Linked DNA regions of Homo sapiens: region 1 is linked to region 2. Evidence: chromatin contacts called from ENCODE Hi-C or POLR2A ChIA-PET data. All regions are on one chromosome and are shown on one strand. The core of a region is the stretch at or near the end of the contact, and the rest is flanking DNA. Distances in the headings are between cores, read along the strand shown. Region 1 holds the start of UBB (ubiquitin B). Region 2 holds the start of ZSWIM7 (zinc finger SWIM-type containing 7).

What was found. A loop is a pair of places that touch in the nucleus more often than their neighbours do. ChIA-PET counts read pairs that join two places held with the same protein, here RNA polymerase II (POLR2A). Pooled maps may share reads with other maps.
Region 1: a pooled map shows a loop between it and region 2 (19-fold over the local background). The contact joins the promoter of UBB here to the promoter of ZSWIM7 in region 2. A Hi-C loop is called at or near these places in 1 of 168 maps with a recorded cell type or tissue (HepG2), 1 of 37 single-sample maps with no recorded cell type and 9 of 50 pooled maps. POLR2A ChIA-PET finds 5 or more read pairs at or near these places in 3 of 52 experiments (CD4-positive, alpha-beta T cell, T-cell and activated CD4-positive, alpha-beta T cell).

Annotation. Positions count from the first base shown.
Region 1 is chr17:16,377,975-16,382,401 of GRCh38, reverse strand. UBB (ubiquitin B) reads right to left here and starts at 1,311. Exons shown (of 2, transcript NM_018955.4): 1 at 1,218-1,311; 2 at 1-500. The coding sequence starts at 494. It overlaps LOC124903937 (a long non-coding RNA gene), which reads left to right and starts at 3,056. Exons shown (of 2, transcript XR_007065643.1): 1 at 3,056-3,596; 2 at 4,059-4,295. RefSeq lists an enhancer at 1,332-1,611.
Region 2 is chr17:15,996,634-16,000,961 of GRCh38, reverse strand. It overlaps ZSWIM7 (zinc finger SWIM-type containing 7), which reads left to right and starts at 1,258. Exons shown (of 5, transcript NM_001042697.2): 1 at 1,258-1,443. The coding sequence starts at 1,368. It overlaps TTC19 (tetratricopeptide repeat domain 19), which reads right to left and starts at 1,138. Exons shown (of 10, transcript NM_017775.4): 1 at 930-1,138; 2 at 717-844. The coding sequence starts at 1,113. RefSeq lists silencers at 785-1,174, 1,525-1,684 and an enhancer at 1,295-1,384.

The sequences.
Region 1 (4,427 bases), core at 62-2,561, 380 kb before region 2:
ATGGTCTTGCCGGTCAGGGTCTTCACGAAGATCTGCATACCACCTCTCAGACGCAGGACCAGGTGCAGGGTCGACTCCTTCTGGATGTTGTAGTCAGAAAGAGTGCGGCCATCTTCCAGCTGCTTGCCTGCAAAGATGAGCCTCTGCTGGTCGGGAGGGATGCCTTCTTTATCCTGGATCTTGGCCTTCACATTTTCGATGGTGTCACTGGGCTCCACTTCCAGGGTGATGGTCTTGCCGGTCAGGGTCTTCACGAAGATCTGCATACCACCTCTCAGACGCAGGACCAGGTGCAGGGTCGACTCCTTCTGGATGTTGTAGTCAGAAAGAGTACGGCCATCTTCCAGCTGCTTGCCTGCAAAGATGAGCCTCTGCTGGTCGGGGGGAATGCCTTCCTTATCCTGGATCTTGGCCTTCACATTTTCGATGGTGTCACTGGGCTCCACCTCAAGGGTGATGGTCTTGCCGGTAAGGGTTTTCACGAAGATCTGCATTTTGACCTAGTTTAAAAGTAAAACATAAGCGTGTCACCTCAGGATCATTGTATTTCTTGCTTTTACACCTAATATTCTTCAAAATTAGCAACTATTCCTTCAAAATGCCTTAAATACGTTAATATTCCGCAAGCCTCCCCTCAATTTTACAAGGCTAAGTCACTTAATACGAAATTCGTCATTCAAGGTTTCAACGTCAACAGCGGAAAATCCAGAGCGCTCTCTTACCAAGCGTCCACAGCTTTCCCCACTAACTGTTCCGGATATTCAAACTCCCCCGACCGAACTCCAATCTGCCTCAAACCTAAGCACGGTGTTAGGCAAACTGAAAACAAAACCAAACCCACAAGACTCGCGAAATAAAAATCCCATTGAAACACAAGAAGGGGCACCTTTCTCACACTGGGATTCCAAAGTAAAGGCTTCCAGAAACCACACAAACTACCTCTTTTCCGCCTTCCCCGCGAAGTAAACTCGACAGAATCGCCGATCGGTTAGGCGTCCGTTAGTTTCCGTCAACGCGCGCGCGCGCCAACCGCCCTCGCCCCCCTCAGGTCAACAAGGCCCACTGTCCCGGAAAGGCCCAGCGCCGCGTCACCTCGCCCTCCCCTCCCCCACGCCCTCCCCTCAGCGGCCCACCCAACCCCAAGAAGCCTCCACCTTGACCTCACCCATTCCCCCCTCTCACACCCCCCCAAGGTCGTTACGGCTGCGGGCCAGTACCTGTTAGCGGATACCAGGATCCTGCCAATCACCAACCACGTCCACCCACAGGGACACAAACAAGCTCACCCAACAAAGCCAACCGCCCCTAAATGCTCCGGGCTGGCGGAGCGCAAATTTATGCAACGAGTGTTGCGTCACTTATCACCCCTCACGTAGACGCCGTCTCCGTGCGCCGCTGAAAGTAGTTCGCCGCGCCCAACCTCCCGAGAGGCAGTTTAGGCTTTTCAACTGAGCCCCAAATTCCTCATAGCCGTAAGAAAGGCTCCTAAAAAATTATTTCCCTTCTCCTCTATGCGCTTCTCTTCCTTCTTTAGGAAAATATAAGAAAATTATCAGGCGGATGAATTTGAGTTGAAGAAACCTTCCTCGAAAGCTCTGGAAACTTCCTTGCAGCGCCGGCACTGATTGGTTAGGCCTGCGAAGGCGAGGTCGGCGCTGATTGGTGGGGGACGCGGTGGCTCTGTTGTTGCTGGGCTCCACCTGGGGTGGCTTAGCGCCGAGGTTGCTAAGTAACTGAGCGCGCGTGCGCCGCACAGGCGCGCCGTCCTGAAAGAGGGTATTTCCGGCGGGAGAAGGAGGGGGGGTCTTTCCTTTTTTTTCTTGAGACGGAGTTTCGCTCTTGTTTCCCAGGCTGGAGTGCAATGGCGCGATCTCGGCTCATCGCAACCTCCGCCTCCCGGGTTCAAGCGATTCTCCTGCCTCAGCCTCCCAAGTAGCTGGGATTACAGGCATGCGCCACCACGTCCGGCTAATTTTTTGTATTTTTAGTAGAGACGGGGGTTTCACCATGTTTGTCAGGCTGGTCTCGAACTCCTGACCTCAGGTAATCCACCCGCCTCGGCCTGCCAAAGTGGGCCGCCGCGCCTCAGAAGCGGGACGGCGTGGCACCCGATATCGAGACACCTGATGGTGATTGTGAAGCACAATTCCCTCTCCCATGTTTTAAAAACGCGCGCCCCTGGCCGGGCGCGGAGGCTCACGCCTGTAATCCCAGCACTTTGGGAGGCCGAGGCGGGTGGATCATGAGGTCAGGGGTTCAAGACCAGCCTGGCCAAGGTGGTGAAACCCCGTCTCTACTAAAAATACAAAAAAATTAGCCGGGCGTGGTGGCGGGCGCCTGTAATCCCAGCTACTTGGGAGGCTGAGGCAGATAATTGCTTGAACCTAGGAGGCAGAGATTGCAGTGGGCCGAGAATGTGCCACTGCATTCCAGTCTGGCGACAGAGTGAGACTCTGTCTCAACAAACAGACAAACAAAAAACACGAGCCCCTCATACACTGGCCAGTTGTTTTTGCTTTTTTGTGACAAAGTCTGGCTGTGTCCCCAGGCTGGTGTGCAGTGGTGTGATCACCGTTCACTGCAGCCTTGACCTCCAGGGCTCAAGTTATCCTGCCACCTCAGCCTCCCAAGTGGCTGGGACCGTGGACCACGCCTGGCTTTTTAATTTTGTATTTATTTTTTGAGACGGAGTCTCACTCTGTCACCCAGGCTGAAGGCCAGTGGCGTGATGTGGCTCACTGCAACCTCCACCTCCCTGGTTCAAGCGATTCTCCTGCCTCAGCTTCCTGAGTAGCTGGGATTACAGGTGCGTGTCACCATGCCTGGCTAATTTTTGTATTTTTTAGTACAGATGGGGTTTCACCACGTTGGTCAGGCTGGTCTCGAACTCCTGACCTCAGGTGATCTGCCTGCCTCGGCCTCCCAAAGTGCTGGGATTACAGATGTGAGCCACTGTTCCTGGTCTAATTTTTTTTTGTTGTTAGATCAGAGTCTTGCTATGTTACCCAGGCTGTTACTGAACTCTTGGGCTCAGGAGATCCGCCTGCCTCGGGCTCCCAAAGTGCTAGGATTACAGGCATGAACCACCGTGCCTGGCGGACTAGCCGCTTTTTATTTTTCTTCGTGGTTATTGCAGGGTTGTGGAGCTTTAAATCATGCTTCTGTAGTCAGAGTGCTCTTAGTTGCATTGTCTTAATCCTCATCACGGCCCGAGAACAGTCTGTAAATCGGGAGTTCAGAGTGGGACCCTCTGCGGGGACCGGAAACCTGTTGCTGAAGCCGCTCACCACCAGGCCCAGAGAGGCGAGGCTGGAGCCCATGGTGACAGTGGCCGGGCTTCGCTCTGGCTCCAGCAATACCTGCAAATCCAGTTCTTCCCAGCTGTTTCTCCAAACTGGTAGGAAAAAAAAAAGTGCAGATTAGGGAGCCGAAACCCCACTTCAAAAACGGGAATTCACCTACAAGAAAGTAGCTGATCCTGCTCCCATTGACGTGCTTGTTGTGCAAGGGTGAGGTTAACCAGCTAGGACCAAGCAACGGGTTTCCCTACACCCTGGGTGTGGCCACTCGTCCTGCAAGGAGATAACCCAAGGAAGGTGAGTAAGGCAGATGTGTTTGGATCCTGGTGCCTGGCACAGTCACGGGGGTGGGGTGGAAGTAAACATGAAATTGGCTGTTTTTCACGTGATACCAACCTTCATAATGTAAGAAGTAGTCTAGAAATGTGTGTATTAATACAATTAAGTAAACATCTCTTAGAAAGGTCGCTAATTACTAAATTTCAACATACCTGAGCATAACGTTGAGAAGCTATGTCGACAAATGAGCTGGTATATGAGTTAACACCTAGACAGCTTTCAGTTAAATTAACTAAAACCGGGATCTACTGTCTACTGATGTGAATAAGCAGGAGATAGAAATAAACAGTTTAAGATAATTTTGGAAGTGATTTTGAACGACTTGGGAGGTAGTTTATAAAACGTTTATTTTATTATATAAAGTATGGATTTTCGTTTTTGTTAGCCTAACAGTGATTCTGAATTTGTTTCACCAACCAGCAGCTCCTCCTGAATCATACATGTTGATCGCAGATTGAGCTAGAAGGCAGATCTCATGACTGGTATAATGACTTCACTGGGAAGTTCTAGCAGTTGCCAGAACTGTAAGTTAGTTATACAGGCTCCTGGTTCAATGTTTTCCCGAAGTAGGTCATTTGGTAACCTAAGATTAGGAATTTGGTAATCTGGCACAATACTTGGCACTGTGCTCAATAAATGTTTGTTCAGTGACTAAAATGCAATCTTCTCTTTTGTTCAACTGGAGAAAAGAAACTTTGTGACAGCCTTAAAACACAAAGCAAAAACACAGTAGAGTACTGTATTTCATCTCCATAGGCAAATGCTATTTGCCTTGGCAGTTCCTTCAAA
Region 2 (4,328 bases), core at 9-2,508:
GTGTATTGGAAGGCAATGGTAAGGTACCACAAGTTTTAAGAATGACTATGAGGTTTTTAGGCTGAAAAACTGATGGTAGTAAAGAGATGGCGAAAGCGTATGTTGAGGAGGCATTAAAGATCGTTTAGTTTTGGGCATGTTAAATCTGAGAGGTAGGTATGGTCCTAAAGTGCAAATGGCATGTCAGTAGCACACTACAGAATGGAAATACAAATTTGGACGTTGTTGGCATCGAGTAGGTATTTAGCTCAATGGAAGAGATGAGATAACTTGGGAAAAGAGGAGGAAAAAAAAATAGAAAAGGATGTGGAGAAAAGGAAGAATTCAGGAGGAGAACCGAACCGCATAACCAACACTAAGTTGCCATTTTCAGGCCGCTATATACGTGCGAAATTATGTCATTTCAGATAGGCTGGTTAATTGATAAAACCACTACAAAACGTTCCCGATATTTCGTTTGCATAAAGCGTGATGCCTAGGGCGCCATCTCCATTTGCACTTGACACTGCAGAGGTTTTACTGCAGGCCTTAGAGTCGGAAAAGCCTGGATGGATTCCAATCCCCTCTCGGATGACCCACCTCATTCTCGGCAATTTTACCCGCGGAGCCTCCATCCACTCTTCGGCGAGGCGGAGAGAGTAATGCGCAGCAACGCCAAGACCCCGCTCACAAAGGCTACCGCGCTCGGCCGGGCGCAGGGCCCGGAGCCGCCTCACCTTGGCTCGCTTCAGCAGCTGGATGATCTCTGCCTCGGCCTCGTCCGCCCCGTCCTCGGCAGCGGCCCCGTCGGCTCCCTGCTGCTCCTCCTCCTCTGCCGCAGCGGGCCTCGAGAACCAGGCGAGCGCTGCGGGAAGGGGCTCTGAGGTCATCGGGCCCGGCCCGCGCCCCTGTCCCCGCCCGGCCGGCCCCGCCCGGCCCGCGCCCCTCACCTGCCAGCAGCGGCAGCAGGCCTGGGCCCCGGCCGTGCGGCGCGACTCGGGATGGCGGCACCTGCACCTCGGGCCCCGGACCTCCTGCCAGCCCCGGGAGCAGGCGCGCGGAGCAGCCCCGGCACCGCCGCCCCGCGGCCCGCAGGAAGCCTCGGCCCAGGCTCCAGCTCAGGAGCCGGAACATGCTCCCGCCGCGTCCTCTGCGCACTGCAGGCCAGACGCGCTCCTGGCCCCCGACCACGCGCCGAGCGCCCTCCGGATTGGCCGGGCCCTGACGACTGAGCAGGACATCCCTGCGTCCGCACGCGCGATGACGCGCCCCGACGTCACTCCGTCTCGCCCTGCCCCGGCGGGGGGTCAGGATCCTCCACAGGTAGGCGCAGTCAGCTGGAGCGTCGCGGCGGTCCGCCGGTCGTGGAGGGCGTGTCCTGCGGCGCGATGGCCGTAGTGTTGCCGGCGGTTGTGGAGGAGCTCCTGAGCGAGATGGCGGCGGCGGTGCAGGAGAGCGCGCGAAGTACGGGACCGAGGTCGTGTGTGGCTGCGCCATGGGCGCGGGCGGGGCATCCGGGCACCGCCGGGCCGGGAGGCAGGAGGCGGGGTGTCCGGGCCTGGCCCTGCCTTTTTTCCATGTGGTTCTCTAAACCTCTTGTTCGTAAAAAGACAAAAAAACAAAACAACAAAAAAGCGAAATTGGAACAAGTAAAAGTCAAATCGATTCAGCAAATATTTACGGTACAGCGCAGTTGCAGGAGCCCCTCCGTCGGAGCGAGTAGGCCAGTGGGGACCGAAGTGCTGAGAGCTGGCCGGGTCGCTGGGAGGGGTCCCCGCCCGGGGGTGGAAGGGACGGGAGCCTACAGTGAGTGATAGAAACGTGGAGTTCTTGATTATTTTACACGAAATTTTGAATTATTAAACTTCTTTTTCTCAAATTCTGATGTTAACATTAAAGTTAATGCTTCCATACACTTTAAAAAGTAGGCCCAGCGCAGTGGCTCACTCCCGTAATCCCAGCACTTTGGGAGGCCGAGGCAGTTGGATTACCTAAGGTCAGGAGTTCGAGACCAGCCTGGCCAACATGGTGAAACTTCGTCTCTACTAAAAATACAAAAAATTAGCTGGGCGTGGTGGCGGGCGCCTGTAATTCCAGCTACTCAGGAGGCTGAGGCAGGAGAATCGCTTGAACCCGGGAGGCGGAGGTTGCCGTGAGCCGAGATCGCGCCATTGCACTCCAGCCTGGGCAACAAGAGCGAAATTCCATCTCAAAAAAAAAAAAAAAAGCATTTTAAGAGCCACAAAACCTAAATGCATATGCAATCGTTGGAGTAAATCTGGGTATTGTGAAAGCACCATTTTTTTTCTGACCAGCAGAGGGTACTCTTTGGCTATGCTCACCAAAATCACTTGAGAAGGGTTGATCTCAAGATGTGTTCAGAGTATGCTAGGATAAGATCAAATCAAATTTGATATACTCAAAATGCATTGACTAATGAACTACTCTTAGGATGTAAAAATGGCCACCTTATAAATAACAGCCATATCAGGCCCCCAAACTGCCATCGCTTATTCAACTTGGATGGCTTTTGTTTTAAAAGTACTGTACTGCATTTTGAAAGGGTTTATCTTGAGTTACTGTTTTTAAGGAACTGAGAAAAATAAGCCAACTTTGTTTCCTCATCTCAGTCAAAATTAAGGAGACTTAAGTATATGTGCTTGAAAGATTAGTGCAGCCAAGTATTCAAACATACTTGTTTCCAAAAAGGATGGGAAAAAAGCCAACTGATGTTAGCTTATACAATTGTTCTGGGCTCTCAGATTTGATGGCCTGAGGGTTTGGAATGCTGTCACTTTAAACAATAATCGCCAGAACTGTTCTGTGTCTGAATAGGTTAATCCATACACTGACAGTAGTTTGGGTTGGTTTGTTTTTTTTTTTTAGACAGAGTCTTGCTCTGTCTCCCAGGCTGGAGTGCAATGGGCGATCTCAGCTCAGTGCAACCTCCGCTTCCCAAGTTCAAGTGATTCTCCTGCCTCAGCCTCCCAAGTAGCTGTGACTACAGGCGCATGCCACCACACCCGGCTAATTTGTGTATTTTTAGAAGAGACGGGGTTTCACCATATTGGCCAGGCTGGTCTCAAACTCCTGACCTTGTGATACGGACACCTCAGCCTCCCAAAATGCTGGGATTACAGGCGTGAGCCACCGTGCCCAGCCAGTTTTGGGTTTTTTCCCTCCAACAAGAAGGTTCACAAGACACATTGACAGTCCTGAAGGGGGCATAATCATTGCCCCTGACACCCATGGTTCAGACACAGGAACCAATGCTGTTGATTCATGTTTATTTTCAGAAGCCCTGTTTTCTGTCTTTTTCAAAATCTTTTTTCTATTAATATATAGTTATGCACCCTTCCTAACCCCCATTCTTCAGTGGTAATTTTTTTAGATCAAGATTCCAAGTTTTATTTGTATGATGATATATAAACTAGTCACAGTGGAACCATGTAGGAAGCTATGATTACTTTTTGTTTTCTTTGTAACTTTTGGATTTCCCTGGAGTTACAACTATCTTGGTTTTGTTTATGTGCTTATTTAGTTTTTTACATATTTATTCCTACTTTAACCTCACATCCTTTACTAGTGTTCTCAATCTCCCCTCAAGATGTTCAGATGAACGAAGTATGTTATCAGTTTCACCTTCCTGAAGACATCTCTAGAGCCTTCGGACTTGCTTAATATGGACTGGCTGATCTCTCGGCTGTTTGCTGAGATCTCTCTTAACCATTATTATCTGGGAATTCTCTGTATCTTTGTTGGGTCCTATGTTTAGTATATCCTACAGTTTTCTTTTTCTCAGTTTACTACCTCTTTTTTTTTTTTTTGAGACAGTCTGTCACCCAGGCTGATGTGCAATAGCATGATCAAAGCTCACTGTAGCTTTGACCTCCTAGGCTCAGATGATCCTCCCACCTCAGCCTCCCAAGTGAGTATCTGGGACTGCAGGCACACAATACCACAGCTGGCTAGTTTTTTGTATTTTTTGTAGAGACAAGGTCTCACTATGTTGCCTAGGCTGGACTCGAAGTCTGGAGCTCAAGAGGTCCACCTGCCTTGGCTTCCCAAAGTGCCAGGATTACAGGCATGAGCCACCGCACCCGGCCCATGTAAAATTTTTTTTTTTTTTTTCGAGACAAGGTCTTGCTCTGTCACCCAGGCTGGAGTGCAGTGGCACAATCATAGGTCACTGCTCCCTCAACCTCCCAGGCTCAAGAGATCCTCTTGTCTCAGCCTCCTGAGTAACTGGTACCACAGGTGTGCACCACCATGCCCAGCTAGTTTTTGTATTGTTTGTAGAGACGGGGTTTCACTGTGTTGCCCAGGCTTACTACCTTATATTATGGCAC